3 separate regions of the Homo sapiens genome follow, and all the other regions are linked to region 1. A link is a loop called in an ENCODE intact Hi-C map of the cell type or tissue named here. Cell type or tissue: heart right ventricle. All regions are shown on one strand. Each heading gives the region's core, and the rest is flanking DNA. Links, peaks and the distances in the headings are about the cores only.

What was found. Hi-C counts contacts between places; a loop is a spot of excess contacts. Peaks named below come from ENCODE experiments on the same cell type or tissue, not always from the same donor. Only the 100,000 strongest peaks of a DNase experiment are listed, where the experiment ranks them.
Region 2: it touches region 1 in a loop (4-fold over the local background); 7 of 110 quality-filtered maps call a loop at or near these places.
Region 3: a loop joins it to region 1, with 2.5 times the contacts of the local background. A loop is called at or near these places in 3 of 110 quality-filtered maps.

Annotation. Positions count from the first base shown.
Region 1 is chr16:73,064,931-73,075,667 of GRCh38, forward strand. It overlaps a transcript of ZFHX3 not described here. Among named protein-coding and RNA genes, the nearest start is that of HCCAT5, 22 kb to the right of the region's middle. RefSeq lists an enhancer at 1-143. In heart right ventricle, for the core only: no CTCF peak of the experiment used is centred there; DNase peaks (open chromatin) are centred at 4,128 and 5,771; H3K4me3 peaks cover 1,484 bases; H3K27ac peaks cover 4,102 bases.
Region 2 is chr16:73,130,198-73,140,934 of GRCh38, forward strand. It overlaps a transcript of ZFHX3 not described here. Among named protein-coding and RNA genes, the nearest start is that of HCCAT5, 43 kb to the left of the region's middle. In heart right ventricle, for the core only: no CTCF peak of the experiment used is centred there; no DNase peak of the experiment used is centred there.
Region 3 is chr16:73,117,058-73,127,794 of GRCh38, forward strand. It overlaps a transcript of ZFHX3 not described here. Among named protein-coding and RNA genes, the nearest start is that of HCCAT5, 30 kb to the left of the region's middle. RefSeq lists enhancers at 5,968-6,177, 7,045-7,544. In heart right ventricle, for the core only: a CTCF peak has its summit at 5,852; DNase peaks (open chromatin) are centred at 5,704, 6,074 and 7,822; H3K27ac peaks cover 2,951 bases.

The DNA.
Region 1 (10,737 bases), core at 2,911-7,910:
CACATGTAAAGCCTGGGGCGAGTGAAGAAGAGAGAGAACTAACTTCATCACAGCGCAACAAAGTGAACAACTTGAGGGCAAGAGACCCTCGGTCGGGCTGTGTTCGCTTTAGGGATTTCCAAGGGCATAACTTGGGGGAATGGTAGAGACTTCTTGCTTGCCAGCCGGAGCCAGGAAAAAAGGAAACCCTGCGATGGGCGGGCGGCGGGCTTGGGAGCAGGGCTGTGAGTGGGCAACTGAGACCTGGCTCCCATCTGCACATAGCCCTCCTGGGCCAGCGCCGGGAGACGGTGCCCACGGTGGCACGTGCATTGTTGACACGCAGACACGCAGGCGTGCGATAACGGAGGGATGCGCGGCTGAACAATCCCCCCACCCCACCCCATGCTTGCATTTCTTGCAGGCATGGCTTATTTAATGGCCAGGGAATTGAGTGCCTCTTACCCACCACCCCCATCCCTTTTATTTTTTGCTGAGAAATGTAAAAAGGAACCTATGCCGTGTACATATTCTGAATAAACGTGAGGGTTTTTTTTTTTCTTGAGGAATACCTAGCGCCATAATTTTGTGATTTAAGGGGGCGAGGGAAATCTTTGAAATGAAGGAAATCAGTGGGGGACGAACTAGCTTTTCCTGGTGTGTGTGTGTGTGTGTGTGTGTGTGTGTGTGTGTGTGTGCGTGTGTGTGTCTCCCCAAAGCCAGTAATGGGATTTAAAATGAGAGATTCCCAGTCCTCGTCCTCCCTCCCATTCCATTTTGCTCTCTTCGCCCCAGAAAACATCTGCGATAACCGGCTGCACGTCTAAAGGGACGGTTTAAAGAGAAACAGGGTTTGGGGAGCGCATCAACTTTCTCTTTTTCAAATAAAGTTGAAAAAAAATTCCAAAGACAATTTAAGCAACAAACGACATCGAACAGATATTTTTCCAAGGCAAAAAATTTCCGATTCGTTGGTTTCCCATTCTCAGAAATAGAGAAAAATGCGAATCCGATCTTCCCGTGCGCTCATGACACGAAATTTGGAGCCCGTACTTGGTTAAGGCTGGTGAGTGCAGGGCAGGGCGTGGCCCCACGGCCGGCAGGAGTCCGGCGCACACTGGGCCTGGAGCGCACTGACTGGGGCTCTGGCTAGCCGGGCTACCCGTGGGGTGGCCTAGGGCCCAGCCTGTGTCAAGGCTGCGGGCAGGGCACTGGTCCCCTGTGGACTCGGGGCGCGCCCTCTCAGCCGCCTCCCTGTTTAATTCCAGAGCTCAGCGGGCTGCAGGGACATTCGACGCCAGTTTCCTCAGGCCCGGGCGTGAGACGCGCCCTTCTCGTGTCTGCTCTTCCGTCCCTCTGCGCTGGATGTTGTATAGCGCAGGCCCCTTCCCTCCCCGCCTCTCGTTCCCAAAACCTTATCATTGAGAATTCGACAGTTGCCCCGAGATGCTGATCCCAGTTCACGGAGCCAGCGTGCGCGTCCCTAATGCCCGGCACACCCATCTCCATTTCGGGACCCTTTTTTTTCCTGCGGGCTCTGGACTCCCGGGAGGAAGCCTCGGGCCCTCCGGCTCCCCGGAGACACCGGCTGAGGCGCTTAGGCCAGTGCAGAGTCGCCGCACTGGGACCCAGGCGCCCCTCACAGGTGCACGTAGGGCATGGCCCAACGGCCCCTCGGATGGGCGGGGAAACAGGCCCGGGCGGAGCAATTCGATCACCCCATTATGCCCCTGCGGATGCCCAGAAAAGCCACGAGGCCCGGGGGACCGCCCCAGCAGTGGTCTGGAAAGGAGAGGGCGCGGCGAGGGGCGCACCTCGCGCCCAGGGCCCACGCCGCCCAGGCCCCGTGCCTGCCTCCCCGTCACCCTAACTCCGCACCCGGGACTGCTGGTGGTTCCCTTCTCTTTCCGCCGTTCTCGCCGGGCTGCCTAGTCTCTTTAGGGCCACAGATGCGCCCTCCTCCCCCCAGCCCCGCGGGATACGGAGGTGAGAGCACTGAGATGGGGACCCTGAACCCAACTGCAGGAGGACGCTGGACCCCTATGTCCCCAGGAGCCCCTTCCAGCCAAGGCCTGGGGAGGGAAGGCGCCTCTGCACCCCTCAGCCCCAGGTGCAAGAGCTGGGAGTGGAGAACCCCCGGGGCCCTGCTCGCCTCCAAGGCAGACCAGAAACCGGGCCCGCCAAGGAGGCGGGAGTGGGTGTGTGGAGTTAGCGAAGGGCCGTCTGGAGGGGTGCCTGTGCCTGCGTGTTTGGTGCTGCACGTCTCCCTCCCTCTCATTCTGTCTGGGAAGAAAAAAGAAAGCGGGCAGATTTGAGCCGACCCCTCTTTCCGCAGCCTGGGAACGCTGCAGCAGGAAGAATTGCTCATAACGACACTTAAGCCCCGACAGTTGAATGCTAAAGGTTAAACTTACAGTCTTCAGGGAAGGGCTTCCTGCCAACTGGAACAGTGGTGCGCGCTGCCACGGGCGCTCCTCCACCCCAGCCTGGCCCCTCCAGGTACAGTTCACATCACGGCTCTTGGCATTTGTGAACTTCAGCGAAGGAGCCCCTGGGTGCTGGCTTGTCCCTGCCCCTCATCTTCAGGGAACCTCTCCTTCCTGGTCTCCCCCATTATTTTGCCTGTGGCTGGTTGAGACCTCAGTTTGTCCCTGGGATCCTGCCCTGTGGGTCCCAACTAGTTCCTGCTGTGCAGTTGGAATGGACCCACCTTTGCAACAAAGATGCACGGTTCACACAGGTGGACACTTTGGAGAAACTGCATTCATCCCTTGTCCCTTTGCACAGAGCACTCAGTGGCCCCTGCAGCTTGGCACAGATAAAACCAAGGCTAATACACTGAATTTAGTGCCCAGCCTTGGAGGGGTCTGCAGAGAGACGCTGGCTGTAAGGAGGCAGGCGGGGGATTGTCAGGTGGAAAGCTTCCCCCAAAGGAATAGCCAAGGGAGTCTCTATTCCACGGACCAAGGGCCCCTCCCCCAACCCACCACCAAATGATGGTAAGGTTCAATTTAGCACCCCTAAAAAGTATATTCCAGTAGGAGATAGATGGTAAAGAGAATGCAGTTCAGCTCTCAGGAGCAAGGGAAGGTGGCTCTTTTCCTACCTCCCTAGAGAGCCCACATTTGCTGAGCACCTACCTTGCCTTAGCTCCCTGCCAGGCACTTTCCAAATAATTGCATTCAGTTCTCCCAGCAACCCTGGGAAACTGGTATTATTAGTCCCATCTTATAGATGAGGAATACCAGATTCAGAGAGGTTAAGTCACTCACTTAAGGTCACACAGCTATTAAGTGGCTCAGCTTGAATTTGAACCTGGGCCTGTCAGGCTTTAAAGCTATTTCTATTACACCAGTTGCCTCTCATCAAGGTCAGTAGAATCAGGGGACCCAAGGGATGAGAAAAGATAGATGTGTAGGGCAGATGGGCTGAGGCGCAGGAAATAAAAATATTCCCGGAAGGGTGCTCTGGTTTTGTATGGATTCAGGGCTAGATTCAAGACTAAGAGACAAGTCACTGATGGGCATGGTCCCCCATGTTATTCACTAAAGGGAAAAAGGCCAAAAGGGACAATGCAATAGAGAAATATCAACAAAATCCTAGGATTACAGGGTTGGAACCCATGTAACAATTGCCTGGTGTGCCCCTTGGTTTTCCAGCCTCGGCTGGCCATACTAGGGAAGTTCATACCAGGCCTTTTTGTTTTTCTTTGTAAATTTTCTGACTGTGTCTGAAGCTCAGACAAGTTCCTTACTTCTGTGAGTCAGCAGGGCTAACAGGAAGGGATGATCAGATGACCAACTGCTCATGAAAAAATATGAGGAAATCCAGTAGACAGGGAATAAGAGCAGGCAGAGACAGACATCCAAAGGCAGGCCCCTTGGGAACTCCTGGTCACTTGAGTGCTCCACTTGCAGGCCCTAAGGTAGGGAAGGCTGTGGGTGGGGCAGCTCCACAGCTCCCTTGAAACAAAGATGATGCCTGCTTTGCCAATATTGAGGTTTGGCCACCTGATGGTCGTCCACCAACTCTGGCCTCCATGCGCACTGCGGGTACTGACCACCCCTTTGGGCGCAACTGCACAAGGGGGAAGGGTGGTCAGTCCAGTGGTATGGGCTGATCACTCCTCGCCGTGCTCGGCTGGGTTGACTCTGACTGATGCTGCCCAAGTATGAGTGTGTGTAACTGGGCAGGACTGGCCAGGCCCACACGGAGAGGTTGCTGAAAGCCTTGTTAAGGAAGTACTTCTGACTAGGCAATCCAATTACATAATGCTGCAAAAATAACTCTGGGCTGGGAGTCTTGAGAGTGACGTATTTTGTTAACAGAGAGGGGTATCAAATATCTGTCTTTTAACCCGAGGGCTGAAAGTACACTTGTGCATACTGACTGGCCTCTCACCCTCTCCCCCAATAAGGGATGTTAAGCGGGTGGCAGGGGGGAAGCAAAAGAAGAAGCAATGATGCACACTTGTTTTTTCCCCTCCTTTTTCCCAGGTGCAACTAAAGCCAACTGTTCAGTTTAGCTATATTCTGCCAGCTCACGTGTCCGTCTACAGAATCGTGCACACCCAAATTAGCCATGCAGTGCTATAAACTGATCAGGGAAGATTAAGCAAAAGAAATGAGGGAGAGAATAAGAAATGAGAGAAAAACAGAATGAAAGGTGGTTTTGTTTTATTTTTTGGTGGGTAGAGAAGGGGAAGGGGTGAATTGTCTCATTATATTCATGAAGACTAGACTAGGACTCCTAGCTTCCCACTAAGGTGACCAACTGGTCCCAGTTTACCTAAGACTGTCCCACATTTAAAACTGCATCTTAGGAACCCACTCATTTCTGAAAAACTGAGTTGGTCACTCCACTTCCCACGGGCTTTGGCCAAATTTCCACCCGGTCAGAAAATAACTGGTCATAATGGTATATCCTGTCAATCCAAAATTGTTCGAAGAGTGATCTAAATGAGATATTTCATCATGGACGCAAAAGCCTTATTTCCAGGCATTTGAAGAAAGATCCATACACTTCTTCCTCCCACTACCATTTTGGATTCTAGAGCTTTCCAGGTGGAAAAATTACCTGCTTCATTCAGTTTGCTTTCAGATAAAGTTTCCAGAGGTCCCTTTCCCATTTTAAAGTGCCCCGAACTCCTGCCATGTTTTGCTTGAGAATCCTTTCATACCATTTTTAAAGAACACTGCTTGAAAGTCATTGTACCTTTTTTCAACTTCTTTTCTGTTGTGGGGTCTCCATTCCTTCCTGGGGCACCAGGGTCACACACTGAACTGTATCAAACTCTTTTAATGTATTCTCATTGAATCTGTTAGCATTTTCTGTTTCCTAATGTTGATAATTATTGCATCTGATCCTTTCACTCTAAACTGCGGCCGTGCAATTCATCCTTAATCTAGATCCATCTGAGCCCCTTCCAAAGAAGACACAAAGATAAGCTATCCCTGGCCCAAGACACTCATAGCATCTGAGCTTAGATTCACATTTGTCCCCACCTCTATTATTTTTTTTTAATCAAAATGTTTCCAAACCCCTTGAGCTAATTATAAAAGCGAATAGCTTTTCCTCTCCGAATCATATTCCTTGACTTGTAAGAATGCAATTCCACTCTGAGACCACCTTGTCGCAGACGTGAAAACCTGCTTGCCGAGGACGCAGCAGAGAGGAAAGGGTGAAGCGGGATTCGTCTCCCGCCCTCCCTCGGCAGGCACTGCCTTTATGGAGTCTATTTCCAGTCTGTTTACCTGGCAAGGACCACGTGACCAATCCAGAAGGAAATGCTGACATCATTGTCTCTCTCTCTCTCTCTCTCGCACATGTGAGCCTCCCTCCCTCCCCAGGCCGCCTGCATTCCGGTATCCATCCTCTCTGCCTCTCTCCAGCGCCCGGTCCCCTCCCCCACCACTCACGCCTTCCACCACTTATTTCTCTGTCTTTCTCATGTCACACTTTCCTTTGTTTTCTTTTCCCCTTGCGGGCTGGTTCCTAGACCGTCTTGCGCGCGCGCGCGCGCGCGCGCGCACACACACACACACACACACACACACACACACATCTGGGTGCCCTTTTCTTTCTCCCTCCCCTACCCCGCCCCCCAACCCTCCCCCCCGCCCCCCGCTTTTCAGTTTTTTCAGATCTGTGGCCATTGAGCCCTCACTCTTTTAAAAACACCTTTCCTCTTTCTCTCTAGATTTGAGATTTCTAAATTAAAAAAAAAAAAAAAAGTCTGGAGGCCTAAAAAGTCTTCTGGGCCAGGGGTAGGGGGAGGAGGGCCAGGCAAGGCTGCGGAGTCCAGCCATTCAATTTCCTGCTCCACTGAGCTTCGAGATTTCGGTGTTGGGGGTTTGGTCAAACATGCTTTCTTTCTTTATTTATGTACAGCTTCTCTTCTTCTAGTCTCCATTCCACGTTTTCCCACCCTGCTGCTGACCAGGCTCCCCTGCCTTCCCCACTGCCAGACCACAGGTCCCAGCAGCTCCTGGCCTTGAGCGGAGGGAGGGAGGGAGGGAGCACGTGCAACTCGCTCCTGGTCTTTTCTCTGCTGCTGCTGCTGCTGCTGCCGCCGCCGCCGCCGCCGCCGATACTGCTGCTCATTCTATCAGGGGCTGGGGAGGCTGCTCAGCATCCTCCCAGCCTGAGACCCGGGGAGCTGGGAAAGCCAGGATGCAGAGAGGAGGGGAGGAGTGGCAGTCCATGCAGGTGCCTCCTGCCTGTTCAAAGGCCTATTTATAGGAAGAACCAGCAGGCAGGGCTCTGGGGTTTGGCTGCTCCTGGGCAGCTTTCTTGGTGCACGTGGGCACAGAGCCAGAGCATGCAGTTTAGAGGAAATGTTTAATAAAGACATGGGAGCCTCAAAGTGTTTATTTATTCTCACAGAAAGGTGGAGATAGGGTGTGCCTGGAAACTGCTTTGAAAGCGGACAGCAAGGTAGTGAGGCCACAGGGTGACACCACTGGGAATCAAAGGGAACAGCTGTCTCAGGCCAAGGGGCACAAGGCAGACACTGATGGGCCCCATTGCTTCCACCTCCCACCCTAGGCTGTTCTGAGTGGGATGATACCCCTTTTAGCTTGGAAGTGGGACATGGAAGAAGATATGAAGGGTCACATGAGAGTGAGACAATTAAGTAGTCATTACTTAGGGGTAAATTCATAATCCCCAGCACTCAGAAAGGTGGGATTCTACCTGGAGGGCATGAGTACTTCGATGGGTATGTTCACCACTGGGTTGGATAGAAAATCAGAAATGTAGGCCAGGTGGGGTGGCTCACGCCTTTAATCCCAACACTTTGGGAGGAAGGTGGATCACTGGAGGTCAGGAGTTCAAGACCAGCCTGGCCAACACAGTGAAACGCCATTGCTACTAAAAATGCAAAATTTAGCCAGGCGTGGTGGGGGCGCCTGTAATCCCAGCTACTCAGGAGGCTGAGGCAGGAGACTCGCTTGAACCCAGGGGGTGGAAGTTGCAGTGAGCCGAGATCGTGCCATTGCACTTCAGCCTGAGCAACAAGAGTGAAACTCCGTCTCAAAAAAAAAAAAAAAAAAGGAAAATCAAAAATATAGGATCCTATTGGAAGACCCTACTAAGACCTAGAGGTGGGACTCTGAATGTTAATATAGTACCTGCCTTCAGTGTTTGGGTTCATTCCTATTTCTTTGTTTTTAGAGACAGAATCTTGCTTTGTCACCCAGGCTGGAGTGCAGTGGCATGATCATAACTCATTGCAGCCTCCAACACCTGGGCTGAAGCAGTCCTCCCACTTCAGCCTCCTGAGTAGCTGGGACTACAGGCACATGCCACCATGCCAGGCTAATTTGTTTTACAAATTTTTTGTAGAGACAGGGTCTTGCTATGTTGCCCAGGCTGGTCTCGAACTCCTGGCTTCAAGTATCCTCCCACCTCTGTCTTCCAAAGTGCTGGGATTACCGGCATGAGCCACTGTGCCCAGCGCATTCCTATTTCTTTCTTTCTTTCTTTTTCTATTTTTTTTTTTATTTGAGACGGAGTCTCACTCTGTGCCCAGACTGGAGTGCATTGGCACAATCTCGGCTCACTGCAACCTCCATTTCCCGGGTTTAAGCGATTCTCCTGCCTTAGCCTCTCAAGTAGCTGGGATTACAGGCATGCACCACAATGCCCGGCTAATTTTTTCTATTTTAGTAGAGACGAGGTTTCACTGTGTTGCCCAGGCTGGTCTCAAACTCCTGAGCTCTGGCAATCTGCTTGCCTCGGCCTCCCAAAGTGCTAGGATTACAGGCGTGAGCTACCGTGCCCAGCCTCCTATTACTTAAGACACATTTCTAGTACTATGCCCATTGAAATGGCCCTGGCAGCCAGTCAGAAGAGAATCCAGTTATTATGAGGCTACCTTCTAGAGACCTGTTCCTTCAGCAAAGTATAAAGACAGCAGGGAGGGGTGTGGTGGAAGAGGTCGGTCATAGATATGTCTCTCCAGGATCAACAGGATCTAAATCCTCTTCAGATATGCTGGAAATCTAGAACTTCCTACAGGCTTTAAACATTTTGTACAAGTTCTAATTTTAAACTTCTAAATGTCATAGGCCAAGGACTTGCTGGATTTTGTTTGTTTTGTTTTTTGAGACAGAGTATCACTCTTTTGCCCAGGTTGGAGTGCAGGGGCACGATCTCAGCTCACTGCAACCTCCACCTCCTGGGTTCAAGTGATTCTCCTGCCTCAGCTTCCCAAGCAGCTGGGATTATAGGCACCTGCCACCATGCCCAGCTAATTTTTGTATTTTTAGTAAAGACAGGGTTTCACCATGTTGGCCAGGCTTGTCTCAAACTCCCAACCTCAACTGATCCACCAGCCTCGGCCTCCCAAAGTGCTGGGATTACAGGCATGAGCCACCAAGCCCGGCCTGGACTTGCTGTTTTGAGACATCGTTAGGTAGATAACTCCGTTGGTCAATGAAATTATTGTTGTGGCTTTTGATTCCAAATAAAACTAGTGCTGGAAAGTCTCAATGTCATTCTCATCATCTCAATATCTCATCATTTATGGAGCCACTGCTAAATTATGAGTACGGAAGGGTAAGGTGAAGCACAGGTTCCCGACTCCCAGCTGTGGGTTTGAGATGCCTCTGTCAGTGAATGTGTGCTCTTCACTTCTTATCAGTTTTTGTCAAACTAAACTCCAAGTGGTGGAAAGATATAAGAGAGGGTAGAGAGAATCATACAAAGCAACCAACCCAGTAGGATTATATGACCTTTATTGTGGCATCTTTCAACTTTGGAGGTATCTGGAGAATAATACGAAGGAGGTTCTTTCTCCATCTTTGAGTCTAGCTGAAGGCTCAGGCTCACTTCCTCACGCGGACCCTGTCCCAGGCGCAATGTTGGAGGTGACCTCACCCAGCTCCTCATATTCAGCTCTCTGAGTGGGTTTCCTGCATTTGTGTAAAACTGTACGGAAACCAAAATAATAGCAACAAGATCCATTTGTTTCACTACAGAATACCTGTGATGATGTGGAAATGCATATGCATTCATAAGTAGATTTGTATTCATGTTACGGATGACCCGCTTGCTTCCCCAAGGATAGGCACCATATGGAGTGTTCACTGTACACATCTCCATAAACGCCCACCATGCTAATTGGTACTCAGTGCTGTACCCATGGGGAAGAGAGGATAATGAGAATGATAATGACAATGATGACGACAATGATGACGACAATGATGACGACACTAAACTGCAGATGCCGATTCCAAGATGAAGATAGTTCTGGGCATACAGACATGCTTAACCAACGAGGAAGGAGGGAAGGGAGGGAGGGAGGGAGGATCAGATCGCATTGAAACACTCAGTGTAAGTCCTAAACCAAATTCCTTCCTTCCTTCCTTTTTTCTTTTTCTTTTCTTTTCCTTTTCTTTTTTATTTGAGACAGGGTCAGGTTCTGTCACCTAGGCTGGAGTGCAGTGGCACAATCTCAGTTCACTACAACTTCTGCCTCTGGGCTCAAGTGATCCTCCTAAGTAGCTAATTAGCCTCCCAAGTAGCTGAGACTATAGGTGCATGCCACCACACTCAGCTAATTTTTGTTTTTTTTTGTAGAGACGGGGTTTTGCCATGTTTCCCAGGCTGGTTTTGAACTCCTGAGCTCAAGCAGTCCATCAGCCTTGGTCTCCCAAAGTGCTGGGATTACACGTGTGAGCTAGTGCACTCGGCCTTTTTGTTTGCTTGTTTTAAAGCATAATTACTCTATTATTACCTACTAAAAGGAAGATAGGCCAGGTGTGGTGGCTCATGCCTGTAATCACAGTGCTTAGAGAGGCTGAGGCAGAAGGATCACTTAAGCCCAGGAATTTGAGGCTGCAGTGAGCCATGATCACACCACTGCATTACAGCCTGAGCAACAACAAGAGAATGATCCCCAACTTGAAAGAGAGGAAGGGAGGGAGGGAGGGAGAGGGGACATAATATCTACTGCTGAGCCTGTGGGCTGGGCTAGAATGGCGTAACAATAAAACAATCAGTTTTCATTGTTGGTATGTTTTTAAAAATATGATTTAGTACCTAATACTTCTCTCTCTCATGGCAAATCAGTGAGGCAGTGTTGGCAGCTCAGGACAGACTCACCTTACACGCAAAGCCTAAATGTCAGAGACATGATCTTGCAGTGATATACAATATAAATAAATTAAAAATATATAGAAAAGTGAATACATACAAGAAAGAGCTACCTAGAAGAATCAAAGACTTTTTTTTTTTTTGAGATGGAGTCTCGCT
Region 2 (10,737 bases), core at 2,516-7,515, 65 kb after region 1:
AGGTGAGCTCCTCTAACCTAACCCACGTAATTAAAGTGGAAAATTTTTGGTGGAGGGAAAAAAAAAAACATCAGGGAAAATACCATGTTTGGAAAGAGAGCTGTACTCCGACAGTCTCAAGAGATGGCTCTGCGTTCTTGGGCACTTAATTATATCCCATCTTGCTGTGTGCTCCAATGCTTTCATCCTTTTGGTCTTTACAGACAATACCAGGATCCCTGGCACCATACACTCTTCTCCGAGAGGGTCTACAATGTCTAGCTTTGCACTGAGGCAGTAGGCAACTTGAGGACAAGGAGAGTGACACTGGCGTGGAGCCAGAGACTGGGTTTGCCCTATCATTTTAAAACATGATGTTCATTACTTTTTAAAGTGTGGAGTATATAGGGAAGAAAATAACAACAAAACAAAACAATAGTTTGTTTTTAAGATGGAGTCTTGCTCTGTCTCTGAGGCTGGAGTGCAATGGAGGTGATCTCAGCTCACGGCAACCTCCGCTGCCCGGGTTCAAGGGATTCTCCTGCCTCAACCTCCCAAGTAGCTGGGATTACAGGCACCTGCCACCAAGCCTGGCTAATTTTTGTATTTTTAGTAGAGACAGGGTTTCGCCATGTTGGCCAGGCTGGTCTCGAACTCCTGACCTCAGGTGATCCACCTGCCTCGGCCTCCCAAAGTGCTGGGATCACAGGGGTGAGCCAACACGCTGGGCCCAGACAGTCTTATTTTAAAATGCAAATGGCTAGGGGCACTATAAGACATTTGTCACCAACCTCTATGCAACTGCCGCTTTGTGCCTGAGCTGGTGGCGCTGGTTCTGGAGTTAGACCCCCTGGGCTCCAATCCAGGTCCTGTCCCTTGCTGGCTCTTGTTAACTTCTTTGTGTCTCAGCTTCTCTATCTGTAAAGTGGGAGTAATAATAGGACTTGTTTTCTAGGGTTGACATGAGAATTCAATGAAAGAACATATGAAAATACCATGAGCACAAGTCAACGCACAGCATTACATAGCAGGACCTGCAAAAGGTCAGCTACTATGCCTGTTATATATAATGAATGCCTAAATATAAATCATTTAAAAAAAACAACTGCCTTTGTGAAGTACTTAATAAACGCAATTCATGGTCCAGAGTGCTTTATGTACATGACTCATACAATCTTTCATTCAACCCTATGGAAGTAGGTTCTAGTAAGAATCCATTTCACAGAGGAGGAAATGAAAAAGCAAAATGTAACTTGTCCAAGGTCATTCAGCTAGCTCAAGCTGGGCTTTGAGGGCACGTCTGATTCTTCCTACTGGACCAGCTAAGTCAGACAGGGTACTTTTAAGAGGGGAACACAGAGAGACAGAGAGACTTTAGGACCCAGAGATACTAGTCAAAGTGTGAGCTGACACAGTGAGCCTCACAGGGTGGGAGGGATATCCAGAGGAGAGGGCGAAAGCATCAAAGGAGCTTTGCCTTTACCTGATTTTGCCTGGGGCCAGTACAAGATCTGATTTCTTTTGTGGTCTCCAATGTTGCCTGCAGCAGGGAGTTACGAAAAGCCACTGGATCCGAGTCCTAAAACTAGGTACTGTATTCCAGTTCTACCACACATTCTATGATCTCGGCAACTCACATTCCTTTCCCAGCAAGTTGCATTTTCTGGGAAATGGGGATCAAAAATCTTGGCTCACCTACCTCCTGGAGCTGTTGTGAGGCTCACATGTTTGGGGATGTTTAACTGCTCGGTTAACTAGAAAGCACTGCACAGAGATGCTAGGTATTATTATTGGCTTGATGCCTCCCTGTGATGCAAGAGGGATGAGGGTCCGGTGCAGTGGCTCACACCTGTAATCCCAGTGCTTTAGGAGACCGAGGTGGGAAGATTGCTTGAGGCCAGGAGTTCAAGACCAGCCTGGGCAACATAGTGAAACCCCATCTCTACAAAAATTTAAAAATTAGCCCCATGAGGTGGCACACAACTGTAGTCCCAGCTACTCCGGAGGCTGATGTCAGAGGATCACTTGAGCCCAGGAGAATGAAGCTACAGTGAGCTTTGATTGTATCACTGCACTCTAGCCTGGGTGACAGAGCAAGACTCTGTCTCAAAAAAAAGAGTGGAGAGGGGATGCACTTGGTCCTTTAAAACTTTGATTTAGAGAGGACCCAAACTTGTGCCTCCCTGGAGAAAACTTTATGGTGTCAGAGATCCTGGGATTGTCTGGAATCAATTCAAGAAGAGGGAAGGAGACTGGGAGCCTCGTGGATGAAGGTATTATGATAGCAGGTTTCAGGAACACGCCGTAATCAGCTCTCTCTTCTCTGTAGTTCCACTCCTAGCAATTTGGGGCCAGCTGGGGACTGGATGATGTCCTCTCTGATGCATTGGAATTTGTCCTGCTTCATGGTCTGGTCTGCTATAGGACCACATATCACACAGAGACACAAAGCAATTGACAGCATCCCGGCCGTTTCTTACAGATCCCATATCCTGTGTCTAGGCTGTATTTCAGGCCAACTTTTAGTGAAGTGGATCAATGCTTGAAGCACATAATGTAACATGATTCTTCAAGGGTTTGATTAATCGTGTCACAGTCACAGCCTCAGTTCAGGTTCAACCTTTTAAAAGTTTTATTATTGTATAAAGTGATCAATCAGGAGGAGAGGGAAGACAAATGCTCGATGTTGGCCATCTCTCCCTCTCGTCTTCGTCAGCAAGTGTTCTTCTCCTGGTCGGTTTGGCCGATCGTGATGGAGAAATTCATGAAGATGCATGGCACAGCAAAATATGGATCACCAAAGAGTGCTCTGAGTGGAAGGCCAGCTGCTCCAGTGATGAGCAACCTTGGCAACACATGGGAGGCCCCTGGGGTGTTTTAAGAAGTTCAGAGCCCTGTATTTCACCCACAGAAGTTCTGATGCTTTTGGTCTAGGGCATGGTCTGGGCATCTCTTGGGAATTCTAATGTGTAACTGAGTGTTACGGTGGAATTATGTCCATAACCCCCAGTATCCCAGAATGTGACTGTATTTAGAGATAAGACCTTTAAAGAGGTAATTCGGGGCTGGGCGTGGTGGCTTACGCCAGTAATCCCAGCACTTTGGGAGGCTGAGGTGGGTGGATCACCTGAAGTCAGGAGTTCAAGACCAGCCTGGCCAACATGGTGAAACCCCGTCTCTACTAAAAATACAAAAATTAGCCAGGTGTGGTGGCGAGTGCCTGTAGTCCCAGCTACTCGGGAGGCTGAGGCGGGAGAATTACTTGAGACTCTGTCTCAAAAAAAAAAGAGGTCATTAGGGTAAATTGAGGGCATATGGGTGGACCCTAATCCAATAAGACTGGTGTCCTTTTAAGAAGAGGAGATTCGGACACAGACACATAGAGCAAAGACCATGTGAACACTCTGGAGGAAGATGGCCAGCTATAAGCCAAGACGAGAGGCCTCAGAAGAAACCAGTCCTGCCAACACCTTGATCTTGGGCTTCTGGCCTGCAGAATTATGAGAAAATAAATTTCTGTCATTGAAGCCACCTAATTTGTGGTACTTTCTTTGTGGTATTTTGGGGGTTCCTGTCCACCAATTTCTGTTTTCTCCATCTCCAGATCCCTTTCTTGGGACATACCCTGTTAGAAGCTGCTCTCACAGTAATCCCCAAGAAAGTATTAGCTGAACTTAATGTTTTAGCCCTCCCACAAGTGCCTGCATTTTAATATGGGATTCGTACCTGGAGTAATCTAGGTAGCTGAGATGCATTTGGACTGATGGCTTTCCAGTCATAATTGCTGTAGTGATAGCCGATACTTATTATGTGCCAAATACTGTTCCAAGTGCTCTGTGTCTATCTATATCTATGTCTACGCCTATATCTAATATTCATTCGTTGAATCCCCCCAGTAGCCCTATGAGGTAGGTGTGCTTAAAAGAGGAAGCTGAGGCACAAAAGGGTTGAGTAATGTATCCAAGGTCTCACAGATAGTAAATGGTAGAGCTACGATTTGAACCCAGCAAGTCTGACTTCAGGTACCATGCTTTTAACCACTCACAACTCAGATGACCTCAATGGCCCCTAGCAGGATCGGAACAGACTTTGAGGACTAGCTTTGTTTTTCTAACAATAGCTGTTAGTGACCTTCCGTGTTAGTCTCCCCACCTCTTTTTTTTTTTTTTTTTTTTTTTTTTTTTTAAGAGACAGTCTTCCTCTGTCGCCCAGGCTGGCATGCAGTGGCGTTATCACGGCTCAGTCCTGGTCTCAAGTGATCCTTCTGCCTCAGCCTCCCTAACAGTTGCGACCACAGGCACGTGTCACCACACCCAGCTAACTAAACATTTTTTTTTTTTTAGATATGGGGCCTTGCTGTATTGCCCAGGCTGGTCTTGAACACCTGGGCTCAAGTGATCCTCCTGCCTCAGGCTCCCAAAGTGCTGGGATTACAGGTATGCCCCACTGCACCTGGCTCCCTGTTAGTTCTTATTTCTCTATTTCTAAGTCCCTGAGACAGTACCCACTGTGGGAGATTTTTTTTTAATTGTTTCCAAATATTACCCTTCCTTATGGGAGGATTATCCTTCTCCCATCTCATCAACATCAGACTTGGCCATGTGACTTGCTTTGGCTGCCAATAAAATGTAAGAGGAGGTGATGTTTGCTACTTTTGAGCAGAAATTTTAGAAGTCATCATGTGATTTTTTCTCTTCTCCCTTCTAGCATGAGAATGCTTTGAAGTCAGGCCCAAGCAGCAACTTCAGCTCAGGTCTCAGAATAAAGACAAAATAGAGAGGAGATGCAATCAACCTGTGTTGATTGAACAAAAATGTATCTTTGTTGCAAACCACTGAGACTCAGGGGTTTTTTGTTACTGCATCATTACTTAGTAAAAACAGACTGATACACTCTCTGAATACCAATATATTTAAGTGAAATGCCAGGACTGTTGTAAGGATAATATCTTTAATCAATAAGCATACTCTTAAATAACCAATAAACTGTATTATAGCTTATCCAAGAAATCTTGCAATAGAGCTTTCTGCCCTCTGTGAATACTTTCTATGCATCTATCCATCTCCATCTCAGAAGGCTAAAAGATCATAAACCCTTGCCTAGCTCAGTACACACCGAGTTCATTCACCAGCTCAATATGTACAAAGAGAATCAGAAAGAACAGATGGAGCAGACTAAATGTTATTTTAGGTTCCAGGACATTGGATAGAATGGGAGAGAAAAAGGATTTATTTTCTTTCGTGGATGGGAATTAGTACAAAGGCCTGATGAGACTGTCCCTTATCCAAGGACAGAGAATAAAAGAACTCTTCAATGTAAATTATCCATTCCAAGCTTTCGACCCTGCTGCCATTTTTAGTTCCGAATCGCTCACTTCTCTGAGAGGTTGCAAACTTATGACCTATGAACTGAATGTGGCCTGTGGAAGTCTTTTCACATACCAAAGAAAACACTATTCTATGTGCGGATGTTCGAATCAAATTGATTGCCAACAATCAAAATTTGAGATATTTCAGGTTAAAAAAAATAGTTCCAGCTTCTCTTAATTGAAAGCCTTGGTTACACTGGGCTTAGGAAACTTCAACTAAAGTTGAGTAGCAGCTGCCTTTTAGGCTGGGCATGGTTTCCACGGTCCCTACCTCTCCCTATTGCCTTATACTAGGCTCACTTCACTTATTTATATTCTTTTTTTTTTTTTTGAGACAGAATCTCGCTTTGTCGCCCAGGCTGGAGTACAGTGGTGCGATCTCGGCTCACTGCAACCTCCACCTCCTGGGTTCAAGCAATTCCCCTGCCTCAGCCTCCTGAGTAGCTGGGATTACAGGCACACGCCACCATGCCCAGCTAATTTTTGTATTTTTAGTAGAGACGGGGTTTAACCATGTTGGTCAGGATGGTCTCGAAATCCTGAACTTGTGATCCGCCCTCCTCGGCCTCCTAAAGTGCTGGGATTACAGGCGTGATTATTTGTATTATTTGCATAATCCATGGAGCCACTTGAGTTTGCCACCTTGAGTATCAATTAACTCCTTTCCTTTCCTTTTTCTTGTCCTTCTTTTATTCCTATGTCTTCCACAGTAAACAAGGAGATCTTGGGGACTCCATTTTTGCCACTCTGAGGACATCACTCTTCTGCCTTGTTTTTGGAATTTGGGGTGACCCAAACTTGACAGTCCAGTTCTTTGGTTCCCAAAGAGCTTCATTCTAAACTATCTATTAGGTTGGTGCAAAAGTCATTGCAGTTTTTGCCATTAAAAGTAATGGCCAACGGGAGCGGTGGCTCATGCCTGTAATCCCAACACTCTGGGAGGCCAAAGCAGACAGATCACTTGAGGTCAGGAGTTCGAGACCAGCCTGGCAAACATGGTGAAACCTCGTCTCTACTAAAAACACCAAAAATTAGTCAGGCATGGTGGTGCATGCCTGTAGTCCCAGCTACTTGGGAGGCTGAGGTGGGAGGATCACTTGAACCCAGGAGGCAGAGGTTGCAGTGAGCTGAGACTGCACCAACTGCCCTACACGCTGGGTGACAGAGCAAGACTCTGCCTCAAAAAAAAAAAAAAAAAAAAAAAAAGTAATGGCCAAAACTGCAATGACTTTTGCACCAATCAAATAAGACAATTCTAGGGGTGCAGGGAAGAAATGCTTTCTGCTGGAGATTCTGACAATGTTTATCTAACAGCTTCTACAATACTTGGTGATTTGCATACTTGTGTAGCTAGCAGGTCTTGGAGCAGCATAAGCCTCCTGCCTACTAGATAATTCTGTTGCTTAACAAACCATAACAGCTTTGATTACATGGAAAATGCTAGCAGTAAATGATTGGAAAATGATTTTACTGTTTTCTGTTATGGAAACTCACATGTAGGAACATTATGGAACTGTCTTGAAATTTCTTTTGCCTTCTAAATATAAAATCACTAGACTTTGATATTTCAGCAATTCTACATTTTAAAATATCAGAGCTGATGAGATCGATACTGCTTTGTAGATACCTACACTGCAGAGAGCTAGCCAGTGCTATCTGGATAAAGTAGACAGTAGGTAGGCATTTGCAAGCCTCTCTCACCTACCCCTTTCTTTTTCTGCACCAGATTCATTGCTATACTGACCTCTCATTGACTGAAACTTTACATCAAGGCTCAGGGACTGTAAACCCACCGCAGCTTGGAATATGGAATATGGATGTTGAGATACACACTTCAGTTCCTGAACTCAGTAATGAAATCGCCCCCAGAGTTCTCATGCCAGCATTCAGCTAGCTGCAACTTTCTCCTGCTTGCCTTCTAAGGAGATTAAGAACGGGCATTTTATTTTGTTTCCGTTTTAGTTTATTTGAAGGTTTTATGATGTCTTGGTTGAGTGGCTCGTGGGACTTGCAAATAAACATGCTGCCTTTAAAAATGGCAAGTTGTTTTTATTTATTTCTTTTAGGTGCCCAGTGACCTCCGGGTATATTAGGCAGCTTTAAATTATAATTAAAATAATAACTGTGGTCCTAAAACAGTAATAGATGTTGAATGATACAAACACCAAATTAGGATGTTCAGAAAATCTGTATGAAGGAAGCCAGAGAAAGCATGGAATTAAAAAAATTATCTTTGTGGCAGGACCAAAGGAAACTTATCTCAAACAGCAGCTTTGTTATAATGCTTTTGTTTTGTTTTGCCTTCCTATAAGGCTACTCAAAATTTTTTTTGTATTTGCTAGATTTGGGGTATTGGGGGGTGGGGGAATATCCAGTTCTTTAGTTGATCTTGCTATGACTTTGCCGACAGAAGGAAATAATGAAAATTGCTTGTCATCGGAGAAAATCCCTGTATTCTAATGATTTCTTGACAACTTCTGAAGTCCATGGGCACAATCAGTAGAAGCCGACATTGTGTTTCACTGGATGCCAAATCCTCAGAGTGCTTCTGAGTCCCTCTAAGACATACATCTGCATTCCTCCATCTGTCATCTTAGTTCATCTTCCTCTCCCAACTGTTCTTAAATTAAATGACTACATCTAATGGGAGATTTTCTCGTGAAAGCTTATGAGAGTTTGTCTGAAGACAAATTAAAACATTGCAATGTAATCACCCAGCTCCACTCTCTGCTTGGCTGGCCCCAGTGCCTACTTTTACCCAAAGAAGTTAATCAACGTTTGGGCCCTGTATAGAGAAAAGCAACAAGGAAGGAAATCCATTCAAGAGGAGATGGAATCTACCCGCTGACGGTCAGAGGGTCAGGGGATGAAGACTGGATCTGTCCGCTGCAGAGAGAGCTGTGAGATATGCCAGGGCTCTGAAGACCAGGGCAAGAAGAGTAGGAGGCAGGGAGTGAAAGAAAACAAACATCTGGTTCCAGAATATCAAGGCATGATGCTTAACCCCAGGGATATAAAAATTCCCCTTCTCTTACCCTCCACTCCCCATGGATGAGTGGATGTCTTCCTGCAGTTGTTACAGGTCACTAGGGTTGATGGGACTCTTCAGCTTGGCTAGTTATTGCCCCCTACTTCTTTTTTTGAGATAGGGTCTCACTTTTGAGATAGGGTCTCACTCTGTCACCCAGGCTGGAGTGCAGTGGCATGATCATGGCTCACTGCAGCCTGGACTGCCCAGGCTCAAGTGATCCTCCCACCTCAGCCTCCCGAGTAGCTGGGACCACAGGCACGCACCACTATGCCTGGCTTATTTTTGAAAACTCTTTAGTAGAGACAGAGTCTCACTGTGTTGCCCAGCCCGGTCTCAAACTCCTAGGCTTACGCAATCCTCCTGCCTCGGCCTCCCAAAGGGCTGGGATTACTGGTGTGAGCCACTGTGCCCTGCCTGGTCATTGCCCTTTTATTCTCTCACTGCACCATGTGAATCCCTTTCAACATTTGGTTGAAGGGGACAGCATCTCCAGCAATTCCGCCTTACAGAAATTTATCCTAATGAGACGAGACAGATTCACTAAGCACAAAGATGTCCATCATTTCATTGTTTACAACATCACTGCTCATTAATAGGGAATTAGTTAAATAAACAATGGTATATCCAACACTGGAATGCAATGCAGTCATTGCAATGAAACTATGAAAAATCATCAAAAATTATTGAAAATGTATAACCCACTGACATGGTATATTGTTGCAGACAGTATACATACTATGATACCACTGGCACGAAATAAAACATATGTATATGTGCATGCATAGGAGATATCTGATAGGACGAAGTCCAGGTTAACCGTGTTTACTTCTGGGTGGTGGAATTTTTGGCGATTTTAATTTTTATGCTTTGATAAATTGCTTGCATTTCTCAAGATATTGTACATTATCTTTTAATCAGAAAAATAAAGCTTAAAGCTAGGTCTATATTTGAGAGAAAAAAAGAACAGCCTTGGTTAATGGTATGTGAGTCATTACGCTGTTCTCCTAAAGTCTCCAAACCCAAAAATTTCCCAAGGCATTGAATCCTGGGAAAGAGCTTTGGCTGGGTCATGATGGGAACAGGGAGTTGGCTGCCGCCGTGATGCTCCAACTCTTTATTCCCAGGCTACAACAGTCTAATTTGATAATCTTTTCCATTGAATCTTTATGCTCCCTACTAAACACTCAGAGTGCTTCCTTGGATCAATGCTTTCAAGTTCATCCTCATATCATCTTTGTAAGGCAGAGGTAGGTAGGGAATATGAAGAAAAGTTTCAGGACCTGAGACATCAGTGGCTATGGGACTTGAGGGAGACCATGGTACTGCTGAGACTAGCGTACTGGTTCTCAATCTCTCAGCTCAGTGCTTCTTCCACAAACCCCTAGTGCTTCACTTTCAGAAGTGAGATGGAGCCAGGCATGGTGGCTCACACCTGTAATCCCAGCGCCTTGGGAGGCCACGGTGGGAGAATCGTTGAGGCCACGAGTTTGAGACCAGCTTGGGCAACATAGTGAGACCTTATCTCTACAAATAATTTGAAAATTAGCTGGGCATGGTGGGCACGTGCCTGTATTCCCAGCTACTTGGGAGGCCGAGTTGGGAAGGATTGCTTAAGTTTGAGGCTGCAGTGAGCTATGATCATGTCACTACACTCCATCCTGGGAGACAGAGTGAAACCCTGTCTCAAAAAAAAGGTATAAAATAAAATGACCTTTTTAATAATTCAGTAAACGAAACTAAAACCATCCGTATCTTGTGTAGGGATGTTCAAGAGTTGGATTATAATCTGGCTGTGATCAAAGTGCTCATTAAGAGGAATATTTTTGGACCTCTAATGGCTATCATTGGACCTGATTCATCCTGATCTGCTGAGACAGTGCTCTCAGGGAAGTCTGGAGTTCGGGTTAAAGGTTTCAGTTCTACTATTAACAGTGGCAAACAAAGGCAAGGGTTAACCTGACTAGGTCTCAACCTTTTCATACCTGAAACAAATGGGGAGGCCGGGCGTGGCGGCTCACACTTGTAATCCCAGCACTTTGGGAGGCCGAGGTGGGTGGATCACTTGAGGTCAGGAGTTCAAGACCAGCCTGGCCAACATGGCGTAACCCTGTCTACTAAAAATACAAAAATTATCCAGACGTGGTGGCAAGTGCCTATAGTCCCAGCTACTTGGGAGGCTGAGGCAGGAGAATCAATTGAACCCGGGAGGTGGAGGTTGCAGTGAGCTGATTGTGCCACTGCACTCCAGCCTGGGTGACACAGTAAGACTCTGTCCCAAAAACAACAAACAAACAAGCAAAAAAACACGAATGGGGAGAGAAACCTTGGCTTTACACTCCCCAAGGCATCATTTGGAGGA
Region 3 (10,737 bases), core at 3,876-8,875, 53 kb after region 1:
GGAAGAGGCCACACACTAGGCCTGAACTAAAGGTAGTGCTTCAAACTCTAGGTATGACACATTAGTGGACTATAAACTCAATTTGATGGATTGTTACTGGCTTGTTTTTTCTTTTCTTTTTCCTTCTTTCCTTCCCTCTTTCCTTCCTTCTTCCCTCCTTCCCTTCTTTCCTTCCTTCCTCTTTCAACAGAATAGAAACTATTAGCATGTAACCCATGTAGTGGCCATAAATACTGTTGTATAATAAAACTTATGATTTAGTTATACATAAATACATACCAATATGCACATGCATAATTGTATACTAGGTCATGAAGTAAATTCATTCTCATTATGGGTCATGGCCAAAAAATTTGAAAACTAGTAGACAGGTGAAGCATAGAGATTTGGGGCCAGAAAGTAGAAATTTCCAGGTTGAAAACACATGATCAAACAAAACCTCTGACTATGGTTACGACCCAATGGAGTTGTCTAGAGGCAAAAATATGAAAAGCCTATTAGTTTTTGGGGGGATGAGTATTGCTAAAGAAATGGCAAGAAAGGGTGACAATAGTCTGCAATTGTTTAAATTGTTAGGTGTACTTTAGGTCAATCTCTAGCCTCCTGCTATAGACCCAATGTGTCCCCACCTAAATTCACATGTTAAAATCCTAACCCCTAATATGATGGTATTTGAAGGTGAGGCCTTTGGGAGGTCATTAGGTCATGAGGGTGGAACCCTCACAAATAGGATTAGTGCCCTTATAAAAAAGGCCTGAGAGAGAGCTCCCTTGCCCCTTCTACCATATGAGGACACAGAAAAGATGACTGTCTATGAACCAGGAAGTGAGCCCTCACCAGAAACCAAATCTGCTGGTGCCTTCATCTTGGACTTCCCAGCCTCCAGAACCATGTGAAATACATTTCTGTTGTTTATAAGCCATCCAGTCTAGAGTTGTTTGTTATGGCAGCCTGAACTAACTAAGACACCCCCAAAATCACACCAGAGGTAGTGAATTGCTAAAGCAGTACAGTCCTCAGAGAATGCATGTTCCCATTGCCTTCCTCAGAGATGCCCATGAAGGACAGATGGACAAAGAGGACCCTCTGTGGTCTATATTAGATACCAAGAATTCTTTCTATTGCCAGAGGTCTTAATTATTTTTTGTTCTTAGTTTTTTTTGTTGTTGTTGAGACAGTCTCACTCTGTTACCCAGGCTAGAGTGCAGTGGCACAATTTCGGCTCGCTGCAACCTCCAACTCCTAGGTTCAAGTGATTCTCGTGCCTCAGCCTCCTGAATAGCTGGGATTATAGATGTGTGCCACCATGCCTGCCTAATTTTTGTATTTTTAGTAGAGATGGGGTTTCATCATGTTGGCCAGGCTGGTCTTGAACTTTTCACCTCAGGTGATCTACCTGCCCCGCCTCCCAAAGTGCTGGGATTACAGGTGTGAGCCACCATGCCTGGCCTATTTTTTTGTTCTTAGGATATGACATGTGCAACTTCCCATCTTCCCAGAGTTTTTATTGTATACCTCCCATTCTTTCTTCAGTGTATTGGGTGTATTGGGGGTAGATAACTTATTTAATCACAGGTCACTGGACCACTAGGAGTTACCTGTGAATTTCAAGAAGAGGAATTTCACAGGATGTAGTAATTATACAAGCCTCTGGGCTCTTGCATTTGAGTTGCATGCATTTTTATATGGGTATGGGTATTTGTAAGAGTGTTTCTGTGGAAGATAGGTATGAGTACATGTTGAGTAGCCAAAGGGGTGCACAGTACTTGACATTTTTTGGTTGCTACCCAGCACCCATGTAACTATCCTCCACCTTAGCAGTATCCAGATTTTCCTTCAGGTAATTACATCCCCATGCAGCCCATGGACTTTGTAGCTTATTCCAGCTGAGAGCCCTGAATAACTTGAGCCAGGCAGTACCTTTTATTTCCCTGATTACAGTCACTCCTTTCAGGGTGGGCACTGTGTCCTGGGATGGTACTATCATGTAAATTTCAGGAATCCTACTTGAAATGACAGTGCAGAAACACTCTCTTTTTAAAATTCTTTTATTTTTATTTTTTTGAGACAGGGTCTCACTTTGTGGCCCAGGCTGCAGTGCAGTGGTGCGATCATGGCTCACTGCAGCCTCAAACTTCTGTGCTCAAGTGATCCTCCTGCCTCAGCCTCCTGAGTAGCTGGGACCATAGGTGCATGCCACTATGCCCAGCTAAATTTTAAAACAATTTTTGTAGAGATGGGGCCCCACTATGTTGTCTAGGCTGGTCTCCAACTTCTGGGCTCAAGTGATCCTTCCATCTCAGCCTCCCAAAGTTCTGGGATTACAGGTGTGAGTCACCACACTCAGCCCGGAAGCACTTTCTACCATGGGGCTCCGCACTAAACTGGCAGCCACACTGTGTCTCCAAGGAGGGCAGGCCTTAGGATGAGGGCAACATTGTGGCTGATGGGGTAGAGAGGAAGGAGGGCTCTGGGCCCTTCATTATGCTCCTGAGCGCTTGGACCAACCAGCCGTGTGGCCTGCTTTACCTTTGCCATGTTCCATGTGAGCCAACAGGCATCCTTACTGAGATCTGTTTGAGTTGATTTCTAACAGTTACATCATAGGAAATATAAACTTCATGTATTTTATTTTACGTCTTTTAGAAATGGGGTCTTGCTCTATCCCCCAGGCTGGAATGCAGTAGTGTGATCATATTTCTGCAGCCTTGAATTCCTGAGTTCAAGTGGCTGGCTTCAGCCTCCTAAGTAGCTGGGACTACAGGCGTGCAACACCTTGCATGGTTTATACTTTTTATTTTTACATTTTTTGTTAGGACAGGGGCTTGCTATGTTTCCCAGGATATTTACAACAAACAAAAAAACCTTTGTTTTGCTTGAGGCTGAGCTTTCTTATTCCAGATGTGGAATTGCAGAGCCTCTGTCCCAGGCCTCCAGGAGGCTGAATTCATTCCCAGTGGGTTTTAGTGGTTCCAGCCAGGAGTCTACTCCTGAAAGTTCCTCTGTGCTCAATTTCCCCCATACTAAGTGAAATACACAGTTGATGTTTGTTTTTTTTGTTTGTTTTTTTCACACTCAAGGCTCTTTCTGTCCCTGATCTATCCCTTCATGACCCTTGGCTCATTTCCCATTTCTAGTCCTGCCCCTTGAATCACAGTAATATTAAGCTGTTTAGAGTTCCACATTCCATACTATTTTTGTTGTTGTTGTTATTGTTGTTAGAGACAGGGTCTTGCTCTGTCACCCCGGCTGGAGTGCACATAAGTGGTGCAATCATAGCTCATTGCAGCCTCAAACTCCGAGGCTCAAATGATCCTCCTGCTTCAGCCTCCTGAGTAGCTGGGACTACAGGCACATGCCACCATGCTCCATTAATTTTTCATATTTTTATTTTTTTGTAGAGACAGGGTCTCACTCCATTGCCCAGGCTACTCTCAAACTCCTGGGCTCAAGTGATCCTTTCACTTTGGTCTCCCAAAGTTCTGGGATTCCAGGCATGAGCCACTGTGCCTGGCCAAACCCCATACCTTTCTTCATGTGCCTTTCTTGATATTGTTTTTGTTTGTTTGTTTTTCTGCCCTATCCTCTCTACCTTTTTTTTTTTTTTTTTTTTTTGAGACAGAATCTCGCTCTGTCGCCCAGGCTGGAGTGCAGTGGCAGGATCTTGGCTCACTGCACCCTCCACCTCCCGGGTTCAAGTGATTCTCCTACCTCAACCTCCCGAGTAGCTGGGACCACAGGTGTGTGCTACCACGCCCGGCGAATTTTTTATATTTTTAATAGAGATGGGATTTCACCGTGTTAGCCAGCATGGTCTTGATATCCTGACCTTGTGATCCGCCCACCTCGGCCTCCCAGAGTGCTGGGATTACAGGTGTGAGCCACTGTGCCGGGCCCCTATCCTCTCTACTTTCTTTGTTTTACATCTATTTATCCGCTTAAGCCACCACTCTCCAATATGGCAGCTGCTAGCCATGCGTGGCTATGGATTACTTGAAATGTGGCTACTGCCAGTGAGGAACTGAATTTTCTACTTTATTTCATCACAATTAATTTAAATTACAAATTTTAAATCAAAGCAATATAATATATGTTTCTGTTAAACACAGCTTTATTGCTTTGATAGGACTACATTTTACTTTAACAATTGAAAATTTGGCATACAAATTGAGATGTACTGTAAGTATAAAATATGCACTGGCTTTCAAAGACTTAACACAATAAAAAGAATGTATAATATCTCATTAATAATTTTTACATTGATTGCATAGTGAAATGGTAATATTTTGGACATATTGGGTTGAATAAAATATATTATTAAGATTATTTTCACCTGTTTGTTTTTACTTTTTAAAATATGGCTACTGGAATATTTAAAATTACACACATGGCTTGTACTGTGTTTCTACTGGACATCTTTGGCCTAGACCATTTCAGACAGCATCTCCTTGAGAACAGTTTTCCCAATCACTCAGGCTAGGCACAGTGGCCTTCTAACATCTTTCATGATATGTTCTTACATAGGACTTATTAGGCTGGCGCAGAACTAATTGCAGCTTTCTTTTTTTTTTTTTTTGAGATGGAGTCTTGCTCTGTTGCCCAGGCTGGAGTGCAGTGGCTCGATCTCGGCTCACTGCAAGCTCTGCCTCCTGGGTTCTCGCCATTCTCCTGCCTCCGCCTCCCAAGTAGCTGGGACTACAGGCGCCTGCCACCACACCCGGCTAATTTTTTGTATTTTTAGTAGAGACGGGGTTTCACCATGTTAGTCCGGATGGTCTGTATCTCCTGACCTCGTGATCCACCTGCCTCGGCCTCCGAAAGTGTTGGGATTACAGGCATGAGCCACCGCACCCAGCCATAATTGTGGTTTTCACCATTACTTTTGAAGGTGAAAACTGCAATTACTTTTGCTCCAACCTATTCATATTAATTATATTCTCTTCATGAATATTATTATTCATGAATATTAATTCATATTGTCTTCGTGTGTCTCTCTCCCCACTAAGACTATAAGTTTCTCAGGGGCAGGAACCATATTTTATATTTCCAGGGCCTGGCACATGGTAGGTACCCTATCCATACTTGTGAAATTAATTAATGGATAGCCACATCAAATTCACAAGTATCTTTAAATATAATTTCACATACAACTGCTCTTTTTTTTTTAAGATGGAGTCTCACTCTGTAGCCCAGGCTGGAGTGCAGTGACGCAATCTCGGCTCACTGCAACCTCCACTTCCCGGGTTCAAGCGATTCTCATGCTTCAGCCTCCTGAATAGCTGGAACTACAGGTGCATGCCAGGCTAATTTTTGTATTTTTTTTTTTTTTAGTAGAGACAGGGTTTCATCATGTTGGCCAGGCTGGTCTCGAAACCCGGACCTCAAGTGGTCTGCCTGCCTTGGCCTCTCAAAATGCTGGGATTACAGGTGTGAGCCACTGTGCCTGGCCACATATAACTAATTTTAGGATTTGTTTTCTGTCTTGCGGCTTCCTGGAGGTCAAGTCTTTTGGCTGTGTCTCTAGGCCACCACGGGGTGCAGTGACCAACTTGGGGGGCCATCAGGGGATTCCCTGTAGACAAACTGTCCAGCCCTTCCTAGCATCCTGTTCCTAGTGGGGCACCAGATGGGCACAGAGCAGGAGTCAGCAGTTAAGGGTGAGCCCCAGAAGGAGCAGAGGAAAGAAAACACGAAGTGAGGAGAGCAGGAAGCAAGACTTCTCCTTCGGCTTTCCGTGGCCCTGGGAGCTGAGCACTGCTGCCAAGCAAACAGTGGTGTGGAGGAGCGAGAAGGAGAGCCCAGGCTGGATGTGGTCGGCCGCTGGGTGGAGTTAAAATGTATAACAAGGGAGAGGCAACTGAAGAAAAGAAAAGATTCTTTTAAAAATTCTGCTCTAGCCTAATTAAAAAAAATTCCACTCCCTCATGCTACGTTTTAAGAGACTGCCCTTTCAGAATTATTTTCAGTCTGGTGGTAACAGGCAGGAAGAGTGTCAGATGTTCACCAAGCTATAAAGAGGACACTCCCCACCCTCTAAAACACAGGGCCAGCCCCCACATTGCTTTTCTGACTTGGGTTATGAGGATACAGGATGTGAAGTTGTCAAAGGCATAGATCTTTCCGGAAAGGAGTGTCCCATGTGGTAGATTAAAAAAAAAAAAAATGGCTACAGTATTTTGCAGCTCCTCCCACCAAGACGTGGAGTCAGTTTCACCAGCCCTTGAATCTGGGTTATACTACTCACGGGACATCAGGACACCTAATGCAAGCAGAAGCTTGACAAGCACTTGCACAGAGGGGTTTGCTCTCTTTTGCTATTTTTGGAATCCAGCCATCATGTGAAGAAGTCTAGACTGGCTTACTAGATCCTGGAGACACATAGCCTGGTCACCCTTGTGGATCCCTCCCAGGTTCCAGGCACATAAGTGATACCATCTGGGACCACCAGGCCTCAGACAGTCCTCACCTGACTGTAGCCACATACACAAGTTCAGGTGAACTCAACAGAAGAACTTCCAAGCTAAGCCCAACCCAAACTGCCAGCCTCCAGGATGGTGAGCTAATTAACAATTGTTGTTTTAAGTCTCTAAGTTTTGGATATTTTAAAAATATGGTGCTATGGTCTCAATGTTTGAGTCACCTGGAAATTAATATGTTGAAACCTAATCCCCAATTTAGGGGCATTAAGAGGTAGAGTCTTTGGGAAGTGATTAGGTTATGAGGGTAGAGCCCTCCTGAATGGGACTCATGCCCTTATAGAAGAGGCCTGGGGGAGCTTGTTTGCCCCTTCTGCAATATGAAGACCCAGTAAGAAGATGCCATTTATGAGGAATGGGACTTCATGAGATACCAAATTTGCCAGTACATTGATCTTGGACTTCTCAGGCTCTAAAACTGTGAGAAATACATTTCTATTGTTTATAAGTTACCCAGTCTGTGGTGTTTTGTTATAGCAGTACAGATGGACTAAGACAGATGGCAAAACCAACCAACCAACCAACTAATACAGTTTGAGTCACAGGTGGGAAAATCCATGTAGAAATAACCACTTTACAACCTTGTATAGGAGAGCTATTATAATAGTGTGTTTTGGCCTGTTCCGGCTGCCGTAACAAAATACCATAAACTGGGTAGCTTTTAAGCAGCAGAAATATATTTGTCCCAGTTCTGGAGGCTGGGAAGTTCAAGATCAAGGCACTGGGGACGGCAGATCTGCTGTCCGGTGAGGGCCTGCGTTCTGGTTCATAGATGATGTCTCCTTGCTGTGCCTTCATGTGGTGGAAGGAGCAAGCTAGCTCTCTGGGTCTCTTTTATAAGATCACTAATTCCATTCATTCATGAGAGCTCCACCCCTATGACCTAATCACTTCCCAAAGTCCCCACCTCCTGATATCATCACATTGAGGATTAGGTTTCAACATTCAGACCATACCCTAGAGCGATTCAGAGTGCGGGCTTTGGAGCCAGGCAGGTTCAGTCCCACCACTTAGATATAATCCTGGACACGTTTGATAGCAACGGTAACAGTGACAGTACATGCTTTGCAGGGTTGTAATGAGAACTGTGTCGGCCAGGGTCACACATCTGTATTAGGATAACTTGAGGAGAGTTTATAAAGGGACTATTACATCTACAAAGATGTGGTCAGGGTTCAGGGAAACACAAGAGAGAGTGTAGCGCACTGGGGTTGTGATAGCACCCAGGTGGGAAGCAAGGACAGGGCATGGTGACGAGAAGCTGGGGACAGAGCAGGTGGGGTCAAGAGGGTTGCTTAACAGGACCCATAACCTTGTGTTGAGAAATGAGTCTGTTCTGCAGTGACATGGCTGGGAGGGGGCTGGGAGAATACAAACTCTGATCTAACTTCTTCCTCTTGCCTATTTTTGCCAGTGATCCTCATTGGCCAAACCCAACTGGAAGCCACTGGGCTTCAAATCAGCCTCCTGTGGCAAAAAGCAAGGTGGAGAAGGTGAGAGAGTAGATCTGGGGCAAATGGAAGGTATCCAGCCCATGGATTTAAAAGCAATAATGCATAGGAAAGCCCTGATCATGTACCTAGCACCCAGTCACTGTTTGCTGTAATATTATTATATTATCGGAAGAAACCAAGAGCTGTGGGTGGCAGAAGAGGAATTGAGCTGTTTTTTTTTTTTTTTTTTTGCTAGGGTGACCTGCAGAATACTCATGGAGGAGGTCTGCTTTGAGTTGTGGCTTGGAGAGATGAAGAAAATAATAGAGCAAACATTGACATGGAACCTACTATGTGCAGGTACCATTCTGGATGTCGTACATACATTAATTTATTTAATCTTCATAGCCACTTTATGGGGTAGGTACTGTGATGGTTAATACTGAATGTCAATTTGATTGGATTGAAGGATATAAAATATTGATCCTGGGTGTGTCTGTGAGGGTGTTGCAGAAGGAGATTCACATTTGAGTCAATGGGCTGGGAAAGGCAGACCCACCCTTAACCTGGGTGGGCACCATCTAATCAGCTGCCAGTGCAGCTAGAATATAAGCAGGCAGAAAAATGTGAAGAGAGAGACTCCCTAGCCTCCCAGCGTACATCTTTCTCCTGTACTGGATGCTTCCTGCCTTCGAACACTGGACTCCAAATTCTTCAGTTTTGGAACTTGGACTGGCTCTCCTTGCTCCTCAGCCTGTAGATGGCCTATTGTGGGAAGCTGTGATCGTGTGAGTTAATACTTAATAAACTCCCATATATATATATGTGTGTATATATGTATATATATATGCATATATATACACACACACACATATCTATTCCATTAGTTCTGTCCCTCTAGAGAACCCTAATACCGTACCATTATTATCCCACTTCACAGATGAGAAATTGAGGCAAAGAGAAGTTAGATAACTCAGTCAAGGTCATACAGTAATAAGAAATGGAGCCAGGATTTGAACCAATTTCAAAGAGGGTGTGGGACACAGCATTTGTTTCTTAGGCACATAGCTGAAAAATGCACAGAGAGGAAGCAGTGAGTCATCCACAGGGACTAGTATGGGGTTTGTGCTAGAGAATGGGGAAAGACAGAGAATGGGGAGAGAGCCAAGGACCAGAATGATGGGTGGAGGAATTTGTCCTCCATTCTGGGAGGCTCTGGGAAGCCACTGAGGACTTCAGAGAAGAGAAAGGCAATCACAGCGGGGCACCAGGAAATTTATCCGTGTGCAAGGCCAAACTAACAAAGCAGGGAGCAACTGGAAGCCAGGCAATCAGCGAGAGGATACTGCAGAGGTCCAAGCACTAGGTGATGAGGGCTTGAATGAGGATGATAGCAGCCTAGATGGAGGGAAGAGACAAGGGCATTGCGCTGCTAGGGGAAGCACAACAGGACTTGGGGACTGAAGTACTGGATGTGTCAAGCGGGGACTGAAGAAACAGAAACAGATGGGAGGTTTGGGAGCCACGTGATAGGTGAATGATAGTATTAGATGTATCATTCAGCCACACTTAGGGTACACGTTGGAAAAAAAGTGTACGTCAGCCAGTCTTGTGTGTTCTTTGGTTGCAGTGCACATGTTAATAAGTTGTACCACTCCCACACACTGCAGTCAGTTGCGAAATAGCAATCTATTTTGCAATATCAGCTCCTGGTAAATTTCACTTGTGAGCCTGGAACAAGGATGGGGGTGGATTCAAGGACCGCCCCCTGAGGTGGTGAGAAGACCAGGGATTGCAGGACATTGTGAGATTCTTTCTGGGGCAGCTGGAAGGATGCTTGGTTGCCCAGCGACAATCCTGCCTCCGCAGCAGTCTTGGTTTCCTGCAGTCCCGGATGCATCTCATTAAAAGGACAGAGGGATGGATGGCCGACACATTTTCTGAAGTGGCATTTTCAACGTCCTGAGTCCTGGTATCTTGTTTATAAGTGGCACTTACAAAATACAAGGGAAAGAAAAAGAAAACGGGAGAGGAAGAAAGGTCTCCTAGGATCTCAAGCATGCAGTGCGTGGATCTTGACTCTCCAATTTCAGCTTGTCTAAGAGACGGGGTGCAGGGCCTCCTTGAAATCCACCTGAAATGAATTAGCCTGAAGTAAAAGTAGGTGTTTATCTCAAGTCATTGCCTCAAATAGCTGACTACCTGTTGGAAGAAGGGTCTGATCGATGCAAACCAGAGCAGTCGTGCGTGAGCTGTTACACAGCGGTTAGTATCGATCAGAGCTAAAGGCTGCCGATAGGAATGTGGAGGAAACTGACAGGCAGAGAAGAGGGAAGAAGGAAACAGCCTTCGCTGGTGGCAGCCGTACAGAGGAAAGCCGATAAAAAGTCAATTCCACTTAACTGAATGGCTGCTAACTAAATATTTTTGGGGCCAGAGCCTTCCCAGGTAGTAGCTGGAGCATCTCTGTTCCGGAACTGAGACATCAAGCGAGAGCCGGGCATCGACAGGCAAGATCACTGGTCCCTGGTGATGGATGGGGGAAGAAGAGAGCCCCTGAATGCAGAGATGGGAGGCTTTGGGCTCAGCCGAGCTGACTGGGGCACTTGAGGACAGCCACTGACCACGGAGCACTGCTGGCAGGCAAGAAAGGAACAGGGTGCAGACTGGATGTTATGGAACAGTTGCTGATTAATTAGTTCATTTAAAACCCCGATGCTTTTTCCTGAACCTCACTCAGTAAGGGCTGTTGAAACTAATGGCTGCAGAGAAAGTTGGACAATGCCTGGTCCTATCACAGACAGAAGCAGAATGGTGCCATATAGTGT